Regions from separate parts of the Homo sapiens genome. Here region 1 is linked to region 2. A link is a loop called in an ENCODE intact Hi-C map of the cell type or tissue named here. Cell type or tissue: endothelial cell of umbilical vein. All regions are shown on one strand. Links, peaks and the distances in the headings refer to the core of each region. The heading gives the core; the rest is flanking DNA.

What was found. A loop is a pair of places that touch in the nucleus more often than their neighbours do. Peaks named below come from ENCODE experiments on the same cell type or tissue, not always from the same donor. Only the 100,000 strongest peaks of a DNase experiment are listed, where the experiment ranks them.
Region 1: a loop joins it to region 2, with 3 times the contacts of the local background. A loop is called at or near these places in 1 of 110 quality-filtered maps.

Annotation. Positions count from the first base shown.
Region 1 is chr3:38,772,702-38,775,513 of GRCh38, reverse strand. All of the region lies in intron 4 of SCN10A (sodium voltage-gated channel alpha subunit 10), which reads left to right. Among named protein-coding and RNA genes, the nearest start is that of SCN10A, 42 kb to the left of the region's middle. In endothelial cell of umbilical vein, for the core only: no CTCF peak of the experiment used is centred there; a DNase peak (open chromatin) is centred at 1,763; H3K27ac peaks cover 1,113 bases.
Region 2 is chr3:38,721,650-38,724,461 of GRCh38, reverse strand. SCN10A (sodium voltage-gated channel alpha subunit 10) reads left to right here. Exons shown (of 28, transcript NM_006514.4): 19 at 909-1,032; 20 at 2,050-2,204. Among named protein-coding and RNA genes, the nearest start is that of SCN5A, 73 kb to the right of the region's middle. RefSeq lists an enhancer at 1-2,326. In endothelial cell of umbilical vein, for the core only: no CTCF peak of the experiment used is centred there; a DNase peak (open chromatin) is centred at 1,421; H3K27ac peaks cover 2,183 bases.

The DNA.
Region 1 (2,812 bases), core at 250-2,749, 51 kb before region 2:
TAGCAGCGTTATTCACAATAGCCAAATATGTCCATCAACAGATGAATGGATAAAAAATGTAGTATATATGTAAACAATTGAATATCATTCAGTTTTAAAAATGAATGAGATTCTGATACATGCCACAACATTGACAAAGCATTGTGCTAAGTAAAATAACTCAAACGCAAAAGAACAAATGTTGCATGATTCCACCTTTAGTAGGTACCTAGAACAGGCAAATTCATGGAGACAGAAAGTAGAATGGAAGTTGCCAGAGAGGGGGAATGGGGAGTTATTATTTAATGGGTACATTTCTGTTCGGGATTATAAAAAAGTTTGGAAACAGATAGTGGTGATAGTTCCACAATACTGAATGTACTTAATGCCACTAAATTGTGTACTTAAAAATGGTGAAAGTGGTAAATTTTATGTTATGTATATTATGCATATTTTACCAAAACTTTTTTTTAAAAGAGGAAAGGTGTTAAATTGCCATTGAAGAAACTCCAGCCACATGGTCAGCAAGGAAAGGTATCACTATCCAGATAGAAGATGCTGCTCCCAGATCCCAATGCTAGTGCATACCTTATTCACGGAACGCAGCTGGGGGTCTGTAATATGCCTCCAGATTCTGATTTGCTGTTGAGGTACACAGTGGAAATTGTGAATACAAACTGATTGTGGTCACTTAGTGTACATCTCTTTGGCCTACTGGGCTGAAATGAAAAGTGAGTAAGAGAGGCTGCTCTCCCACACTGAATTGCTTTGGCTGGCAAATGGGAAGGGCTTACACAGAGTTTTAAAAATAAGGAATGAAATGTTTTAAATTACCATTTTTATGAATACAAGTTGGGTATCTCAGTGATCCATTCAGAATTTGAATATTATGAATCTTTGTTTTCAGAGCCTGAATATCGGGATTTGTAACAATCAGACATCAGTGGTGCAAGTGGCTCAACGGCTGAGAACTTGACTTTTTCCCAATACCCAATGATTTTCTTCATTCACCAGAAAAAGCACTTAGGAAATAACACATTGGGCTTATTAAAAATTACATCTGAATGCTGCAACCCAACATCAAGAAATACCTTGCAGAGCCAAATACCACCAAAGAGAGGATGCAACTCCATTAGCTGCTGTTGAGCTGGGGCACTTGCCTTCTGGTGAAGCACTGAAAATAGTCTTTAGAGAGCACTCTCTCCATAATTTCTGGGTCTGTGTTTGATTTGACAAACCAGAAATATCCATCAAAGCTTCCCAACAACCTATAATTCTGAGTTAAGATTTTCTAATTTAGAAAACATAAAGAGTGTGGGGGGGAAACCAACAAGATATGGAAGCTGACAGCTCAAGCAGCTATGCAACCAGATATAGATTCCTAAATGATTTCAAACACGATTTCTCCTCTCACAGATGTGAAAAAAAATTATTCACTTTTTAACTTGACTTTTACTTTTATTTAAGACATATATGTTCATAATTTAAAAGGTCACAGAGTTTTATAAAGATTCTGACAAAAAAAACAGCAATTTCATTTTTCTCATCTCTTCTTTCCAGAGGCCACCACTTTTAGCTTTTTTTACCTGTGTCTTCTGATACCTCCCTATCTCCAATAATATACTCATAATACTAATTTTTAATTTTTCAATTTCTGATGTTATTTATTGGCTTCCTATTATGAGAAAAAACTTAAGGCCACATCCACAAACTCATTTCCTCTCACCCTCATCTTCCTGTTACAGTTATATTGTAATCTTCAGTTAGATCATCAGATAATATATCCATTGTATGACTACATATATAATTACATTACATTGCTAAGTAAACACTGTTTACAGCTGTGTCATGCAGTGTACTTTGACTATATTTCCTTTTTGCACAATGTTTTTGCTTTCCTTGGAGTTAATAAGGATTTTATTTTTTTGTTTGCTCAGTTTTCTATTTATCCCTAATTTGTTCCCAAACTCTTCTCCAGATGTTTAATTGTTGCTTCAATTTATTTGCACACATCAGGTGCATGTGTATCATTTTTTTCCTATGGGAATCACAGCTAGAGTACTTCATCTTCTGCCTCATTCTGACCTAGATGTTTTCTAGGCCTGATGCACAGCTGTTTTCTAGAGATTTTTTCTTCTTCATTCTTTTTTTGGATTCCTTTTGCCTCTTCCCTGGATCGCATATATGTTTCTTGTTTGAATGGAGCATATCCTCTAGTAACATTTTTTTTTAAGACAAAGTCTCTCTATGCTGCCCAGGCTGTTGGCCTCAAACTCCTGGGTTCAAGTGATCCTCCTGCCTCAACCTCCCAAGTAGTTAGGACTACAGGTACATACCACCATGCCCAGCTTCTAGTAACTTTATTAGAAGGGTAACTAAGAAGTACATTTCCCAAGACTTCATATATTCTACCTTCTTTGACAGTTTGGCTAGGGAAAGACTTCTGTATTAGAAATTATTTCCCTCTTAATTTTGAAGGCCTTGCTCATTGTCTTCTAATTTCTTTCTAGACCTCCTATTAGTCAAACAATATACCTCCTAGTCTGATTCTCTAATTTTCAAACTTTTTATCACTTCCTATCCATTTCTGCTTTTTTGTTCCACTTCCTGTGAGATTTCCAAAACTTTATTTACAAGTCCGCCTATTAGTGTTTTACTTTTGCTATCATATTTTTGTTTTCAAAATTCCATTTTGTCTTTGAAGGTACTTTTTACATCCTTCTGCTCTTGTTCTATACGTGGAGCCTCTTCTCACCTCTTAACTCTCTAAAAATATTAGTACAGGTTTTTTTTTTTTTGTTTTTGTTTTTGTTGTTGTTGTTGTTGCTGTTGT
Region 2 (2,812 bases), core at 270-2,769:
CAAATCTTGAAGGAAACAAGCTATAGGGAAAGAGGCATCTATAAAAGTTTAGCATCTTTAATAACACTGCCTTCAATTCAAGAATTTAATTTGACACCTAGCCACTGAGTGCTGACTTTGTGACAGGCACTGGGCTCAACAGAGATAAGGAAGTCATAATTCATCCCCAAAGTTATCAAGCCCTTCAGCTTGAAGAATGTCAGCTACTGGCTGTGTGCCCTAGGCAAGGCTGACCACAGCAGGGTAAGATAAGAGGGAGGGCTGGGACGGGATTTGGGGGCTGTGGGTGAACAGAAGCCGCTTGGTTCCCACTGGGTGAGGGCTGTCACATTCTGCACGTGGATGTCATGCTTCTTCCCAAATGTTCCAAGGACTCCCCTGGCTAGTTGTCCCTACTCAATGTTTTCAGTACACAACTTCTGGGTGTTGGTTTTTTGTTTTTGTTTTCTTGTCCATGACCCCGGCTAGGCAGGAGGGGCCTGACAGCGACAAATGGGGACCCGCCCCACCATTTGGGTCCATTAGCAAAGCTATCAGGTTTACTAATATGAGAGCAACTTCAACCCCTAATTGAATTCATCTGGAGACATTATAGGGCTGGAGCTGCCAGGAGGGCAGCAGGCCCCTGCAGCATTACTCCATGATTAAATATTCAAGCCCAGTGAATGCTGAGAGTCGTTATGGGTGTAATTACGGTGTCTCGGGCCATTGCCAGCACTCCATCAGGGGCCCCGAAGGTTTACAGTCTCACACAGCTAAGCCTCTGGGGCTCCAGGGAGAAGAGCAGTGTTCCAGGCCTCAGCTGGCGAGGCACCAAACATGGGTGCAGTTGAACCTGCAGTGACCGTGTGCAATTCCCCGGGCCCCGCGGAGAGACGAGTTCACTGCCCTGGGCTTCTCCCCTGCAGGGAGTGGACGACACAAGCTCCTCTGAGGGCAGCACGGTGGACTGCCTAGATCCTGAGGAAATCCTGAGGAAGATCCCTGAGCTGGCAGATGACCTGGAAGAACCAGATGACTGCTTCACAGAAGGTGAAGGGACAGCCACAGGCCCCCTCACACTGATGTTAATTAGGGCCAGAATCCAGTTGAGCGAACACTCACCTGGGATCCACAGAAGACAAACAAGCTGTGCCCACTTGCTGCCTCACTCCCAGGCTTGAGGGCGCCCGCATCAGACACACATGCCCCAGGTGGCAGCAGCCTGGCCGTGGTATCTGCATCTCATGCCCTATCAGACACTACGGAGAGACGTGGGCCTTCCTCTTTACCCTCAAAAACCCCTCCGTGAGTTCTAAACCAGCCCTCTTGAGTTGAAAGGGGGAAACGTAGTCACCACCATAAACACCACTGAAAACTCTTGATTTGGACCATGAAGGACCCAGAGGAAGGCCATGATGTATCTGCTTCCCTCAATCTTTTGTTTAGCTCTCAAAAGCAGAACCTGTGTCTTAGTCATCTTTCCTCTCAGTGTTTAGAACAGTGAGGCACATTACATTCTCAATAAATATTTGTGCAATGAATGAATCAAGAGTCCATTCTATAAAGGGAATTGTGGCCTCAATGCTTTCTAAAAATACAAAGAAAAATTTTTTAAATACTTGAGTTTTTATTAATAGTTTTATTTGACCCTGGGCTGGGCTGAGCTGGGCTGGACCCAATCCCCATCCCAGCCACGTCGTGGCCCTCAGTTCAGCTTGGGCTTGGAGCATATCCCCCTCAGGCACCCCCAGGCTCATACGCCGTAGCTTGTCTGTTTTCCAGGTATAGGTGGGCAGAAGGACAGGGACCACTGGTGTCATCTGTAAGAAGGATATGGCTAGGAAAAACATCAGAGTGGGCAAGACTGATGATGGAGAGGAACACCTGTTGGTCTGGATTGAGGGACTCCCTGGAAGGGACCCCTCTTCACCCATATTCCAGGAAAGAATTTTTTTCCAAGGGCATGACAAGTGGGTTTCCTAGCAGAATGGTTTCTCTGCAGCAGGAGCAGAAATTATCCCCTTTGCCCACTGGCCATCACCCACCATCAGTCACCTCTCCCCACAGGATGCATTCGCCACTGTCCCTGCTGCAAACTGGATACCACCAAGAGTCCATGGGATGTGGGCTGGCAGGTGCGCAAGACTTGCTACCGTATCGTGGAGCACAGCTGGTTTGAGAGCTTCATCATCTTCATGATCCTGCTCAGCAGTGGATCTCTGGTAAGGGGAGGCATAGTCCCTGCCCCCAAATCCTCCAGATAGGAATCTCCTACAATCCAAAGGCCCTGGAGCTGCATCAGTGGGTTCTCCTGACTACTGAGCTGAAAGTCCCCAACCTTGTCACTAGAAGGAGAGCTGCAGCCCAGGGCGAGGGCCCCTCTTAGCAGCAGAGCATGGGAGGTGTTCAAGGTGCCCGTGCCATGGCCTGCCAAACCTGGCTGCAAGCATTTGAGTGAGTGAGTGTATGCCTCCCACTATATAGATGGGGAAACTGACACTCAAAATGTTTAAAAGGCTTGTCCAAGGTCACCCAACTTGTCAGTAGCAAAACCCAGCTTTGCCCTTATTTAATCCCGAAGCCCCTGGCTTCCCACCCTCTGACCTCCCCAACACACGGCCTTCTCTGAAGGCCTACAATACAAAAAGGACTATCTTTCCTTATCAAACCACTTCCAAATGCTACTAATTACTCCTTTAAAGCTCACAGAAAATCATTACAATAGCACTTCTCAAAATTTAATCTCCCAGGAGCTTGTTCAAATGCAGATTCTCATTCCATAAATCTGTGGCAGGGCCTGAGAATTTGCATTTCTAACAAGCTCCCAGGT